Regions from separate parts of the Homo sapiens genome. Here region 2 is linked to region 1. Evidence: read pairs that join two places in POLR2A ChIA-PET (ENCODE). Cell type or tissue: MCF 10A. All regions are shown on one strand. Links, peaks and the distances in the headings refer to the core of each region. The heading gives the core; the rest is flanking DNA. Region 1 has its middle 43 kb from the start of MIR4444-1. Region 2 overlaps NFE2L2 (NFE2 like bZIP transcription factor 2).

Region 1 (7,636 bases), core at 1,835-4,334:
GAATCTCACTCTGTTGCCCAGGCTGGAGTGCAGTGGCAGTTCATCAGTGAGCAATCTCAGCTCACTGCAACCTCCGCCTCCTGGGTTCAAGTGATTCTCCTGCCTCAGCCTCCTGAGTATCTGGGATTACAGGCATATGCCACCACGCCAGGCTAATTTTTGTATTTTTGGTAGAGATGGGGTTTCACCATGTTGGCCAGGCTGGTCTCGTACTCCTGACCTCAAGTGATCCACCCTCTTGGCCTCCCAAAGTGCTGGGATTACAAACACGAGACACCACACCCAGCCAAGCATAGTTTTTGAAAAAGGTTTTATGGATACAAAAAAGTTTGAAAACCATTTCCCAGTTGGATATTTTCCTTTTTTCCAAGTTAACATACATAGTGAATATTATAATTTGAAGAACAATGAATCATTTTACATCACTATTTAAGAGACTGCATTAATTTTATTATTTATTAAAACTATAGCATTACATATACTACATAAACTAAAACTATTACATTACATACCACTAGCATTCTAATAACTATATAAAATGACAGTTTAAAGTACTTTAAAATGTTCTAAGATACCTCAGAAGAAAGAAAAACTCTTGGTTGTAAACTTGGAGTTTAGTAAATTTAGCCGTATTGGATTAGTCAGTTAAGTAATTATAGAAATGGATTTGTTCCAGAAAAAATGCTACTCCTCTATATTTTATGGACCAGAGAGCAAGGTCAATATTTAAGTTCTTGCTAACATTTTTGTTCCTTTTGGGTTCTGGTATTGGAATACTGTATTGACTTATCCCACATTACTTTTGGTTTTCTGATATTTTCTTCACCTGCTTAGTGTAGTGGCTCCCTAAAATTGCATTTTGAGAACTCACCATCAACTATGTTATAATAAAGTGTTGGTGATTTAATCATTAAATCACTCTTCCTTAGGTCACCACCCCACCCTTCCCAGCTCCTTTATCAGGCTTTGCCAGGTCAGATTTCAGGTCACAATATAGCTATTTTTTACTTTCTTCTCTTATCCCAAGAGGCTAACTGGTGTAGGAAGATGCCAAAACTGGGCTTGGGCTTAAGGGGAGGGAGAGAACCCCTTTAGAGTATAAATTGTGTACTTTGGCCTATTAGCCAGAGATCTCTGTATTGGGATTTTAGGTGTATGGTTCTGGCTTAGTCAGCTAGGGATGCCATAACAAAATACCACAGGCTGGGTGACTTAGACAATAGGAATTTGTTTCTCACAATTCTGGAGGCTGGGATAGCCAAGCCATCAAGGAGACAGCTGATTTGGTTCCCTGGTGAGGGCTCTTTTCCTGTCTAGTGCAAAGCCACCTTCTCCCTGTACCCTTACATGGGGGCTGGGGTGGGGTGGGGAGGAAGCAAGTTCTCTGCTGTTCCCTCATAAGGGCACTTATCCCATTATGAGGGCCCCACTATCATGACATCATCTAAACCCTCATCACCTCTGCCAAAAGACAAAGTTACAACAAATTTAGTTTGAAGATCAGATTGGCTTTTATTAGCAATTCACAAATAAGAGAGCATCTCATTTAACAATTTAGAAAAGGCACTCTGCTGGGCATGACAGAGCAGTTTATTTTTGTAAGGTGGGAACAAGGAAACAATGATTTAAAAAAATTTTAAATATACTTTTCAAAAAATAATAAAGACAGAGTTTCGTGCTGTTGCTCAGGCTGGTCTCAAATTCCTGCAGTCAAGTGATCCTCCAACCTTGGCCTCCCAAAGTGCTGGGATTACAGGCATCAGTCGCTGCGCCCAGCCAAACAAGAATTTTTAAGAAAGAGGAATGGTTAACATCAGGTTACTTCATCAGGTTACCTTTCCTTGTAAGGGTTAAAGTAGAGGGAACTTCCTTTTCTTGCCAGCTCAGGTTGACTGGGGCCTTTCTGATTGGTAGCTGTGAACCTTCTGTTTTCGGGATAACACTCTGTTTGGGGTTTTCCCTGCTTCCTTAAAGTTTTAGTTTGATTATGTGGCATGAGTGACTCCATTTTGGTCTAGCCTTTTGGGGCCTGGCATAGAAGCTGTCTGTTACTGGGGCAGCCCTGATGAAATAACTGGGAAAGTTCCTCTTTTAAATGCTTTCCTTTAGTCGCTTTATTTATAGGCACAGCTGCTTAAAGAAACCAGACAGGCCAGAATGGCGCCAGAGCTTTTTGACCCCTGGCAAGATACCAGAAGGAGATAAGACCTGCTAACCAGCGCAAACTGCAACAGTGATCCCTAGTTGCCTTCAGATCATTAACATATCATTATAATGCTAAAATCCCTCCCCTAAAAGAAAAATCTCTTCCATTTTCTGTACATGCATTGTATGAAGATGTATGTTTTTGAATTAAGCCTGTGTGTCTGGAGTCCCACCCTGCACATGCTAACATCCCTCTCCCTCCCTATACCCAGTCCCTAAAGTACCCATAACTTCTACTGTTCAGGGAGAAGGGGCGTTTAGAGCGAGAGCCTCCCCTTCTTCCTTCTTGGCCAGTGAATAAAACCTGATTGCCTTTTCCAACTGGACATTCTTCCTTTGCCATCAATACAAAGTGGGGAAAAAACTCAGTTTACTGGCAACAAGTCCAAACCAATGGCCTCATGTAAATTTTATTTAATACCTCCCAAAGGTCACCTCTCCAAATACCATCACACTGGGGTTCGGGCTTCAAGATATGCATTTTGGAGGGGATACAATTCAGTCCATAGCAGGTTCTTTGATTTCCCATTTCTCATTGATTCTGAGTATCTTTCCCAGGTAACTGCTGGGAGGAGAGGTGCCTAGGTCAATGCAGGAGTTAAATACTTTTGGTCGCTTGTCTTAACAGCATGAATTTCAAGCAGAGCTTCTAGGAGTGGCTGCTCAGTTTTGGACTGCAGTTACCTGCCCCCATCTCTCCCTTGGCCGGGCTCTAATGCAGGGCATCTTTTCCTAACGTATACAAAGGCTTGTTTCTGGCTTGTTTTTTGAACGGATTCCAAATCTTACAAGTGTAACAGTAACGATCCCATTAGATACGCAGATTCTGACCCAATTTCCTAGGACTGAAAAAAAAAAAAAAAGAATGATTTTGAAAGGTGAAAATAAATCAGTCCTCATGTCATGCAGCTGAGGTTCTCCCTCTTCCCCAAGAGTGATTTTTTTTTTTGTTGGGACACTTTTCCACATCTCACACATACCCTGTTCCTCCACTCCCTACTCATTTGCCTGACTTGTCTGGATATGTTTAAGTAGCACACCCAGTCTGAGTCCATTGTCAAGGGCCCCTCGAGGCCTCTGCAAGGCCTGCCCTGCCAGTTTGACAAACATGCCCAGGCATGCTTGAACTCCAGCAATGGACAACAGATTTTCCACTATACAAATAAAGGGAGGAAGCAGGCAAAGAAGTATTGCAGAGGTCCAGGAAAAGAGAGGGAGAGCACAGTGCCACTGTGCCACTGCCTGCCTCAGGTTCTCTTTTGATTTGCATTTTTAATGGTAAATTTTGGTACAAAAGTTGCCATATACTCAGCGGTCAGCCTTTCTCCTCTCCACATCTTGGGCCATAAGTCCTTGGCGTGTCGGATTCTATTTCCTTCCTGGTCTATGTGTAGTGCTCACCAAAAATGCTTAAGACCCATGCTTGATGATGAAAAAAAATTCTATTTAAGGAATGGTGACCAAAAATGAACTTAGATGTGAAACTAAAACAAACAAAAAGCTTTTCACTTTGCTTTGAACTGGGCACACTCTTTTAACAGTAGGGCACTTCCTGCGTGTAATGTAGCTCTGCTGTGACCAGTTTCACCACGTCTGTTCAATGACTGCCTTGGGAACCAGATCAATCGTGGTCTACCCTTTAAAGGTAGCAGCACTAATTCCTGCTGCCAGCCTCAGCTCAGACACAATGGAGAAACAATTCCCCAATGTTAGACTTAATCACATTGATCTATTTTTCTGTAGCTCTGGTCTTTGCAAGAAACAATGAATGTACAGCCAAACTCACTTAAATGTGATTATGTCAGCCGTTCTATTATCTCTGTATCTTGTATTTTGGGGGCTGTTAATGATATATCATAGCAGATAATAGAAATTTGAATTTGTTTCTTTAAAAGTAGCCAGATGAGCAAGTACATGAAATGACTACAAAGAGTCCATTTCAAATCTTGTTGAAGGTCATAATGAAGATGGTTGTCTTATAATCTCTTACCAACGGAGGTGTTGGGGAAGAAAAAAATCCCCCTTCCAACAACTAAATTAGTTAGGGTGGCCTCAATCTCTCATCATCCACATTGATCAATATTCTCACTACTTCTTTATTTTTATGAAAAATGGGGAGGGACAGTGCAATCCTATCATCTCCACATTTATACAAGGAGTTCTTGAGAGTTAAGGCAGAATGCAGTCCTCCGGGTCCCTTTATGTGGTCAAATAACCCACAATTTTTGGCTGGCCTCACCCAGTCTTCGTTGATTCCCTTTCCCTTGCAACTATAGGTGCAGCCATGGGACCAAGTTCTGGCCAAAGGTTTCCAAGTGGAAGAGAGCTTCTGGGAGCCTTCCTTGACGTGCAGCACACCCTTTGCCTCTCCATGCCTTCCTGCTTCCTGCTGCTTAAAGCTTGAGTGCTGTAACCATGAAGCATGAGCATGCCAAGCACAGCTGAACAGCAAGACAGAGGACCTTGGGTCCCTCAAACCATGAATCACTGTATCAGTCCTAGCCCCACCACTCAGACTTTTGTGTGAGAAAGAAATTTAACCCGTGACTCAAAACAACAAGTTTATTCTATTTTTTTTTTTGAGATGGAGTCTCACTCTGCTGCCCAGGCTGGAGTGCAGTAGTGTGATCTCAGCTCACTGCAACCTCCTCCAAGTGATTCTCCTGCCTCAGCCTCCTGAGTAGCTGGGATTACAGGCACGCGCCACCACACCTGGCTAATTTTTGTATATTTAGTAGAGATGGGGTTTCATCATGTTGGTTAGGCCGGTCTCGAACTCCTGACCTTGTGATCTGCCTGCCTTGGACTCCCAAAGTGCTGGGATTACAGGCGTGAGCCACCATGCCCAGCGCAAGTTTATTCTTGATCACACCACATGTCCATTGCTGGTCAGCAGGGGGACTCTGCTCATTGTGGGTACTCAGAAAGCCAGGCTGACAGTGTCCATGTCAACCAATGCTTCCACCATTGCTGACAAAGACAAAAGGAATGTAGTGAATTGTATACTGATAAGGCTTGGAACTGAAAATAACACATGCCATTTTGCTGACTAATGCAAGTCACATACCATATCTAACTTCAAAAAGGTAGGCAAGTAGTCTATTTGCCCTAAAAGCAGGAGAACCAGAATGTGTGGATAATCCCAATAATGACTATAATTTCTATCTTACCTAAGCCACTGTTATTTTGGGTTTTCAGCCAATTGCATCTGCACTGAATCCTAATTAAGAGAGGAATGATCACATCAATGCTGTGATAACTATGTCCTGTGAGGAAGGCTGTCACTGGGTGTACACCTTATACTCGGAAGGATTTGCAGGGGTCACTCCCTGTGGCTTTTCTGAGAAAGAAGAAGCCACATCTTTCTTAAGATCCTCAGTCATCCTTCAGTCATTGACATCTACTACACTGCAGGCAAATCACTAAGAATTCCTATTCCTAAAGTTCAGGCTACCACCTCTAGCTCCTTCTAAGTCTACGAAATATTCCCTATTCTTTTGAAAACACAACTCTAGTCTTTTTCTATTCTGCTTTGTTCCGGCATTCAAATCTTAGTCCTTGAGATCTGTCATCTTTCCCAGAGGCTCTAAATATGTCCTTACCTCCTTCAATTTGGCAAATATCTTCACTCGACCCTATGACATTTTCCAAATCTATAGACAAATGAGTCGTTCTATACCTATTGTCTTTTTGTTTTCCTTTTCTGAAACCCCTGTGATGAGGCTTCTGTTTGTACCATTCTACTTAAACTGTCTAAAAAGCCATTAATGGCTTTTATCAAGAAGCGTTTGTCTAAAACTCTGGAATTTCCTGGAAACATGCTTTCGTATATTTCATATAGTGGGATGGATAACAGCAGATAAAAACAGTCATAGGTTTAGTAAAACATAGTAGAGCCCTTTCTGCATTTGGGTAGTATGGGAATGCCTTCTGATCTGCTACAGGTAAAATCATATGTCTGTCTGCTCCTGCCCTAAAACACAGGAGCCATCTGCAGTACAAGGCTGACATATTTATTTATTTTGCAACACACACATTCGATCTTTTTTTTTTTTTTTTTTTTTTTTGAGACGGAGTCTCGCTCTGTGGCCCAGGCTGGAGTGCAGTGGCGCCATCTCGGCTCACTGCAAGCTCCGCCTCCCGGGTTCACGCCGTTCTCCTGCCTCAGCCTCCGGAGTAGCTGGGACTACAGGCGCCCGCCACCACGCCGGGCTAATTTTTTTGTATTTTTAGTAGAGACGGGGTTTCACTGTGTTAGCCAGGATGGTCTCGATCTCCTGACCTCGTGATCCGCCCGCCTGTGCCTCCCAAAGTGCTGGGATTACAGGCATGAGCCACTGCGCCCGGCCACATTCGATCTTTAATCCAGTGTTTTAGTGGGTGTAGGTGTGACTTAGAAGCAGGCACAGTTCATTAAAAAACAAAAAACACCAAAACCTTTTACAGGTTATTCTCACAGATAAAAATTCTATAGGCTACCAACAGAGGAAGTCTTTATTGTTCCTGGGCGCTAGACCATACACAGAAGGACCATACTTGCTCTTTGCAGTCTCATTCAGAAGCAGGAAAAAGGGGCTGTATTGGATTTGAATATGAAGGACAAAAGAAGCTCTGGAAACACCAAGTAATAGTCTATGTTACAGGTTTAACACACCCATTTAATCTCATTGGAAAAAATAATGAAACTGGTGAAAAGCATTTATGGAACTGGAGGAGAGCATATTTTGCTGGTTTTACTTTTATGTTTGAAGTTTTGGGTATAGCTATGCCCATAAATACTGAAATGCCTAGCATAAAGAACGCAGCCTGGGGCATACCCCATAAAACGTACAGTGCAATTAAATGAGCAATTTCCACTGGAAATAAAACGGGCATGTTGAGTGGAATATGAATTAAACTGCATATGACTCAGGCCTGCACTAGGCTTTAGAGAGAGATCTGCTGGTTTCAGTAGCACCTGATGCCGTCCATCTAAAGGTCAAGGCCAGTAAGTAACAAAAGAAAACTGTAGTTAGCATGAAGATTAGGGCATACCAAATTGTGGTTAATGTAGTTTCCCTGTCATGATGTCTCCTGAAAGGGACCAGCAAAATTACGACTGATAACAAAGGATTAAACCTGACCTTTCTTTACAATGCAGACACATTGAGCTTCTGCGTCATTTGCTATGCAGCATTTTTGACTTCCTCAAACTTCATTTTCACTTTCTGAATGTTCTCTCCCAGACCAAAGTCACCCAGGTGCCATAATAAAAGAATTTCTAAGGGAGATTTCAACTAGAAAACCAAAAGGCCATCAAAACAAACATTGATTTGCATTCCAGATCACTTTCTGCTCTTGTTCATTTCTGGGATCTTATTTGGAGATTAAAGGGTAATGATTCACTGATATCCTGTGGGAAAACCAGTTCAGGAGCAGCCTTTGACAAACC
Region 2 (7,636 bases), core at 4,320-6,819, 56 kb before region 1:
CCTATTTATAGGAAGGATTGGAGGGTGCTATTAACTTAGTCATGAGTACTGCCCATGCTAGTTAAATTGGTTGGACATCTTGAGGATAGAATGTTATAAACCTGACGTCTGATCTGGGAACTCTGAAAATAATACATAACGCTTAGGCGTAAATATGTATTGGAAATGAGAATTATCTCTGAATTATAGATAATAAATTATAGAGATAAGCCTGAAGATAATGTGGGTAGGGAGTTTATCTAAATTTATCACGTATTATCATGGATTAACTTTGATTTATATAGTATAAACTTCCTTCTCATGCAGTGTCTTAATATTGAAAATGACAAGCTGGTTGAGACTACCATGGTTCCAAGTCCAGAAGCCAAACTGACAGAAGTTGACAATTATCATTTTTACTCATCTATACCCTCAATGGAAAAAGAAGTAGGTAACTGTAGTCCACATTTTCTTAATGCTTTTGAGGATTCCTTCAGCAGCATCCTCTCCACAGAAGACCCCAACCAGTTGACAGTGAACTCATTAAATTCAGATGCCACAGTCAACACAGATTTTGGTGATGAATTTTATTCTGCTTTCATAGCTGAGCCCAGTATCAGCAACAGCATGCCCTCACCTGCTACTTTAAGCCATTCACTCTCTGAACTTCTAAATGGGCCCATTGATGTTTCTGATCTATCACTTTGCAAAGCTTTCAACCAAAACCACCCTGAAAGCACAGCAGAATTCAATGATTCTGACTCCGGCATTTCACTAAACACAAGTCCCAGTGTGGCATCACCAGAACACTCAGTGGAATCTTCCAGCTATGGAGACACACTACTTGGCCTCAGTGATTCTGAAGTGGAAGAGCTAGATAGTGCCCCTGGAAGTGTCAAACAGAATGGTCCTAAAACACCAGTACATTCTTCTGGGGATATGGTACAACCCTTGTCACCATCTCAGGGGCAGAGCACTCACGTGCATGATGCCCAATGTGAGAACACACCAGAGAAAGAATTGCCTGTAAGTCCTGGTCATCGGAAAACCCCATTCACAAAAGACAAACATTCAAGCCGCTTGGAGGCTCATCTCACAAGAGATGAACTTAGGGCAAAAGCTCTCCATATCCCATTCCCTGTAGAAAAAATCATTAACCTCCCTGTTGTTGACTTCAACGAAATGATGTCCAAAGAGCAGTTCAATGAAGCTCAACTTGCATTAATTCGGGATATACGTAGGAGGGGTAAGAATAAAGTGGCTGCTCAGAATTGCAGAAAAAGAAAACTGGAAAATATAGTAGAACTAGAGCAAGATTTAGATCATTTGAAAGATGAAAAAGAAAAATTGCTCAAAGAAAAAGGAGAAAATGACAAAAGCCTTCACCTACTGAAAAAACAACTCAGCACCTTATATCTCGAAGTTTTCAGCATGCTACGTGATGAAGATGGAAAACCTTATTCTCCTAGTGAATACTCCCTGCAGCAAACAAGAGATGGCAATGTTTTCCTTGTTCCCAAAAGTAAGAAGCCAGATGTTAAGAAAAACTAGATTTAGGAGGATTTGACCTTTTCTGAGCTAGTTTTTTTGTACTATTATACTAAAAGCTCCTACTGTGATGTGAAATGCTCATACTTTATAAGTAATTCTATGCAAAATCATAGCCAAAACTAGTATAGAAAATAATACGAAACTTTAAAAAGCATTGGAGTGTCAGTATGTTGAATCAGTAGTTTCACTTTAACTGTAAACAATTTCTTAGGACACCATTTGGGCTAGTTTCTGTGTAAGTGTAAATACTACAAAAACTTATTTATACTGTTCTTATGTCATTTGTTATATTCATAGATTTATATGATGATATGACATCTGGCTAAAAAGAAATTATTGCAAAACTAACCACTATGTACTTTTTTATAAATACTGTATGGACAAAAAATGGCATTTTTTATATTAAATTGTTTAGCTCTGGCAAAAAAAAAAAATTTTAAGAGCTGGTACTAATAAAGGATTATTATGACTGTTAAATTATTTGTTTGGGATTCCTTTGAGTTTATTCACACAGTATTTTCCATAAGATAATCATCCATTTAATTTAGATGTTTTGCATTTTCAGAATGTTTTATTTGAAAATATAAAAATAATTTTATACTACATTTCTAGTACCAGGGTTACAGAGAAATAAAGTATATCAAGAGGATACTTTGCCTCTTCAATAGCAGGTACATCTAAACCCAAGAAAATGTTACACACTGACATGAAAGCACTGATTCATTTATTTCCATCAGTAGACATACGCCCACTATACCCTAGGCAGAGTTTGAAGTAGAAAGGACAAAACCAATATCCCTGCCTGGCCTGGAACTTGCATTCTAGCGAAGGGGAGGTAACAAGCATACTCCACTATGTTAGAAGGAACTGGACGGGGAAAACCAGTAAAAAGCGTCACAACTTAAGGCTGTAAATGGGAAGAGCCTTACTGAAGTGGCAACATTTGAAGGTGTGGGAGAAGCTGTTCTCATAGCCAAGAACACTGCAGACAAGACACAGCAGGTCCAAAGGCTGAACCACATTTGAGAAAAAACAAGGACAATGTGGCTGAAGAAAGGGATGGGGGTGGAATATGACAGAGCCTCGTAAGTCTACGTAAGTGAGGTGGGGCGCTAATGGTGCTGTTCAGGAGTAACACTCAACTGTTTTTTTAAAGTTCCCTCTGGGGTTTGTGACTGCTGGCAGTGGCTGCCTAGCTTTCTGGTAAAGGAGTGTAGTTAGTGGCAGGTGGCTGTACCAATCCAGATGGAGGTGAAAGAAGCTGAGCTGCAGCCACGGTCAGTACAGTGGTGGCAGCTGGACTGGCCATTTCTGCTGCAGGTTTTGCAAGTCAGGAAGCACATATAGCCTGAAGTAAAACAGGATTTTCAAAGTCTACCAAAATCTGCCTTCAGCGGTGGCTATTAGAGAGGTGGGCTTGAACTAAAAAGGACAAAATGGGAAGCAGCAATACTACCTCTAAGCCTTACTGCCATTAAAGGAAAAATAAGAGATGCTCAGTAACAAATATGATCTTAAATCGCCCAAAGAAGGATCTCCTTATATAGCAACCCAAATCAATGAAGCTAAGGATTTACTACGTCAAGCTCAAAAATGAAATCAATGTATGATGAATTTTAGGTTCCTACTACTTTTTATGTGTATGAGTATCAACTTTCTATAAAATGCCTCAGAGCTACAACTTTTAACATTTCCTCTGGCTTGTGTGTTGAGAACAGTATAGAGGGTAAGGATGGGAGTAGAAAACCAATTGAGAGGTTCATGCATTATGATGGCAGCTTGGTCTAGAGTGATAGAAGAGGGGTAGTCAGGGACATTGGATTCTGCCATGTCTCAGAGAACTAAAAGGATTTTCTGGTAGAATGGATGTGAGTCAAGAAGTTTAACATCTTTAAGAATTGAGTTGTCTGAGGATGGAGAAGACTGGATAGAGGGAGACCCACGTGGGAAAATCAGTTCCTTTTTGGACATACCGAGAGATCTATTAGACGTTAACTAGAGTGTACAAAAACAAGTCCCCTCAAAACCCTTTGAAAATCTGCATGCTTTCCAACGAGCCATTCAGTTATCGATTATTTCTTCACCTAAGCAGGTTTCACTTGTTCATATTGTTTTGCCTTTTTAAAGTGAGGAAATGGAGATTCATTAAGTATGTTTAAAATAAGCACTGCATGTGTAACTATTCAGTGAAGACTCCTAGCAACACTGCATGGGCTTGCTGCTAATTCCTAGAATGGCGTTTAGCAACTCACTTTAGCACTTTTTTTTTTTTTTTTTTTTGAGACAGAGTCTCGCTCTGTCACCCAGGCTGGAGTGCATTGGCGCTGTCTCGGCTCACTGCAAGCTCCACCTCCCGGGTTCACGCCATTCTCCTGCCTCCTCTTAAGCATATTTTCTCATCTATAAAGCAGAGTGGTACTCAGTGGGTCACCCCACAAAAAGCACTGCGCCTAGCTCATAGTAAACATTGCATAAATGATGGGTGTTTTGTCAATTTCCTTTGGTCTTGTATTATGCTTTTTGGCTACAAGTGAATCCAGTCAAATTAGCTTACTAGAGAATTTCACTGTTAAAGTTCAGGATTGAAAATGACTTCAAGGACTAATGAATCTAAGGGTTCAAATGTGAAGATTTTTTTTTTTTCTTGAGATGGAGTCCCACTCTGTCACCCACGATGGAGTGCAGTGGCACAATCTTGGCTCACTGCAACCCGCACTTCCCAGGTTCAAGTGATTCTCCTGCCTCAGCCTCCCAAGTAGCTGGGATTACAAGTACCTGCCACCCACCTGGTTAAATTTTTTTTTTTTTTTTTTTTTTTTTTGCATTTTTAGTGGAGACAGGGTTTCACCATGTTGACCAGGGTGGTATGGAACTCCTGACCTCAAGTGATCTGCCTGCCTTGGCCTCCCAAAGTGCTAGGATTACACGGGAGCCACCACACCAAGCCAAGTGTGAAGATTTGGGGTCCTGAATATTTTTCACGTGCTATCAAGGAACTTCCTTCCTCTGATGGTGTGGTGATGGGGAATCTCGGGAGAAGACATCACTTTTCCAAACTCAGAACATAATCCCAGGTCTTGAACAAACTGTCTATTCTTAGACCAAATTGTGAGTGCAGAGATGGTGGCAAGAATCTCAGCAGCAGCTATCTGGAGCACCTAACATTGACTGATATTTGAAGGGGGAAGAGCATTGCTGGGCAGACAAAAACAGACATTCTTTGGTAGTAAACTTCAACGTATTCTGACCAATTCATACGAGGGAACTGGCCATAGAAACTTATGGTACCTAAAAATATTACAGTGAAGAATAAAAAATTATTGTGAGAAATTACAAATTTCAAATAACAAATCTCAACTATGCCATGACTAATAAAACCAAGTGTTCATTTCTCTTGATCTGCATTTGAATTGAGAGCTTTATACCTGACTGTCCTCAAATTTGACTATCAAACTGTAATTGCACAACTTTGTATAAAAACCTTTCTTCTTGCCAAGATTTCCCAAGTTCCTGTTTTTGAGGGGAGCGCTGCTCAAATATGTTTGCCATATCTATATTTGTGACTAAGCCTCAGAATATATACAAGATAATTCTCATTCCAATTTAAAGATGATAGCTACCAGGGCACTTTGTTTTCAGTTGATGCTGTTTTGACACTTGAGAACTTGAAAAAAATTAAAGACTAGAAAACTTCAGGGCCGGGTGTGGTGGCTCACGCCTGTAATCCCAGGTGGGAGGCTGAGGCGGGTGGATCACGAGGTCAGGAGATCGAGACCCTGTTCAACACGGTGAAACCCTGTCTCTACTAAAAATACAAAAAATTAGCCGGGCGTGGTGGCGGGCGCCTGTAGTCCCAACTACTCGGAAAGCTGAGGCAGGAGAATGGCGTGGACCCGGGAGGTGGAGCTTGCAGTAAGCAGAGATCGCGCCACTGCATTCCAGCCTGGGAGACAGAGCGAGACTCCGTCTCAAAAAAACAAAAAACAAAAGAAAACTTCAATCCTATGTTGGGGGGTGGGGGAGAAACGCTTAAGACATTGACATAACTTTTATCACCCATTAAAATTTTAGGTATGCTTCAGGATATCCTTGTAAGACAGTATCCAGCATTACCAAGACACTATCTTTAGGGTCCATAAGACAGGTACTAAGTTCTTTAAGCTATTGAATTTAACCTTCTGATTTACTGAAGGGAGGGAATTATAAATCCATTTTACCAAAAAAAAAGTGTGTGTGTGCATGTGTGGAGGTGGGGGGGAGGAAATCAGGTTAAAAACAGGAGTTCTTAACCTGTATAGATTTTAGGTCTGACAATTTTGATGGGAAGAAAGTTTCTTCATTTTTACTAACACATAACATTTCCTTCAATATTCCAGGCAATGAACCACTGGCATTTCACTGTACTTGTCTTAAAGTACAATTTAAACCACATTATCACTTATACATCACAACTTCAATGTTAGAAATCAGACCCACCATCAGACCTAATTTAGTGTTTCAAGTACATTAAGTCATAAACTTATTATTCTGGTAATTATTTTCATGAAACATTTGAGTAATCTCACTTGTATCTCACACCATGTAAAAAATCAACATTCAAGGGGCCTGCTGGCACACCAATCTGCCAGAGCGCACGGGATTAAAAAGGAACCAAGTAACCTGCCCAAGCTCACAAAACTGCTTTTACATTCTGTATTTACATTTCTTACTGATAAACAAAATCTGACACAAGAATCAGAGTAACAAAAACCTACAAATTAAGTTTTCTTTCAGTACCTATTGAGAGAAATAAGACCACTGACTTCAAATAGACAAACCATCAGAATTCTTTTGATACATATATATGTTTTTTTTTTTTTTTTTTGAGATGGAGTCTTGCTCTGTTGCCCGGCTGGAGTGCAGTGGTGTGATCTTGGCTCACTGCAAGCTCCACCTCCTGAGTTCACGCCATTCTCCTGCCTCAGCCTCCCAAGTAGCTGGGACTACAGGTGCCCACCACCACGCTCAGCTAATTTTTGTATTTTTAGTAGAGACGCGGTTTCACCGGGTTAGCCAGGATGGTCTCGAGCTCCTGACCTCGTGATCCACCCGCCTCGGCCTCCCAAAGTGCTAGGATTATAGGTGTGAGCCACTGCACCCAGCCTCTTTTGATGTATTTTAAAGAATGTAAGTTCACTCAGCATTTACTGAACATCATAGTAATACAATTAAAAAATTAAGTTACCTGGAGCCTACAGATACAGCTAAACATTTTACGCAATTCCTTAATGTACGATGACAAGTGCTTTAAGTAATTAGCGGCTATATATACGGATGTAGTGAATATAACTATTTCATGTATCTTAAGGCATTTTCAAGCTGTCAACATCCTTGTGTATACCCTTCACCCAGTTACTATTTCTTTACCAATAAAAGTTGAACAGTATGGGTTAATTCCCATTTCCTAGCTAGCTTTCAGAACTGTGCACAATGTACACACTTCAATGCATCCTTACCATTACCTGGTGTTAGGGTCTTTGAAAATGTGTTAAGCTTAAAATGGCTTATTTTACCTGTTACCCCCTTACATCCCCCTAAACCTTGGCATTGTAGTATATTCAATTCAAAATTAAAATCAACCCAATGTATTTGACAATCCAATTTTTGCAAAACAATCCTTACATTTACGTCTGTGACATGCACATGCAGACTCAAATTTCATCATTTTCTGAATATTTTGCAGTTTATGTAAGAATGTCCTTTTATTCTAAGAAAACAAGGGTAAATATACTTTTGTTGGAAATAAGTCCACACCTGTCCTTTATTATTCCAGGACCTAAGTATTAAACTGAAATTATTAGACATGCCTTTTTTTTTTGAGACGGAGTCTCGCTCTGTCGCCCAAACTGGAGTGCAATGGCACCATCTCTGCTCACTGCAAGTTCTGCCTCCCGGGCTCACGCCCTTCTCCTGCCTCAGCCTCCCGAGTAGCTGGGACTACAGGTGGCCCACCACCACGCCCAGCTAATTTTTTGTACTTTCAGTAGAGACAGGGTTTCACCATGTCAGCCAGGATGGTCTCGATCTCCTGACCTTGTAATCCACCCGCCTTGGCTTCCCAAAGTGC

The links. Peaks named below come from ENCODE experiments on the same cell type or tissue, not always from the same donor. Only the 100,000 strongest peaks of a DNase experiment are listed, where the experiment ranks them.
Region 2: POLR2A ChIA-PET joins it to region 1 with 21 read pairs; 29 of 35 experiments call an interaction of 5 or more read pairs at or near these places.

What each region holds. Positions count from the first base shown.
Region 1 is chr2:177,166,032-177,173,667 of GRCh38, reverse strand. No RefSeq gene overlaps it. Among named protein-coding and RNA genes, the nearest start is that of MIR4444-1, 43 kb to the left of the region's middle. RefSeq lists enhancers at 3,221-3,390, 2,969-4,168, 5,053-5,347, 6,349-6,867. In MCF 10A, for the core only: no CTCF peak of the experiment used is centred there; a DNase peak (open chromatin) is centred at 3,287.
Region 2 is chr2:177,224,679-177,232,314 of GRCh38, reverse strand. NFE2L2 (NFE2 like bZIP transcription factor 2) reads left to right here. Exons shown (of 5, transcript NM_006164.5): 5 at 307-2,007. The coding sequence ends at 1,530. It also overlaps the pseudogene DNAJC19P5. Among named protein-coding and RNA genes, the nearest start is that of HNRNPA3, 16 kb to the right of the region's middle. In MCF 10A, for the core only: no CTCF peak of the experiment used is centred there; no DNase peak of the experiment used is centred there.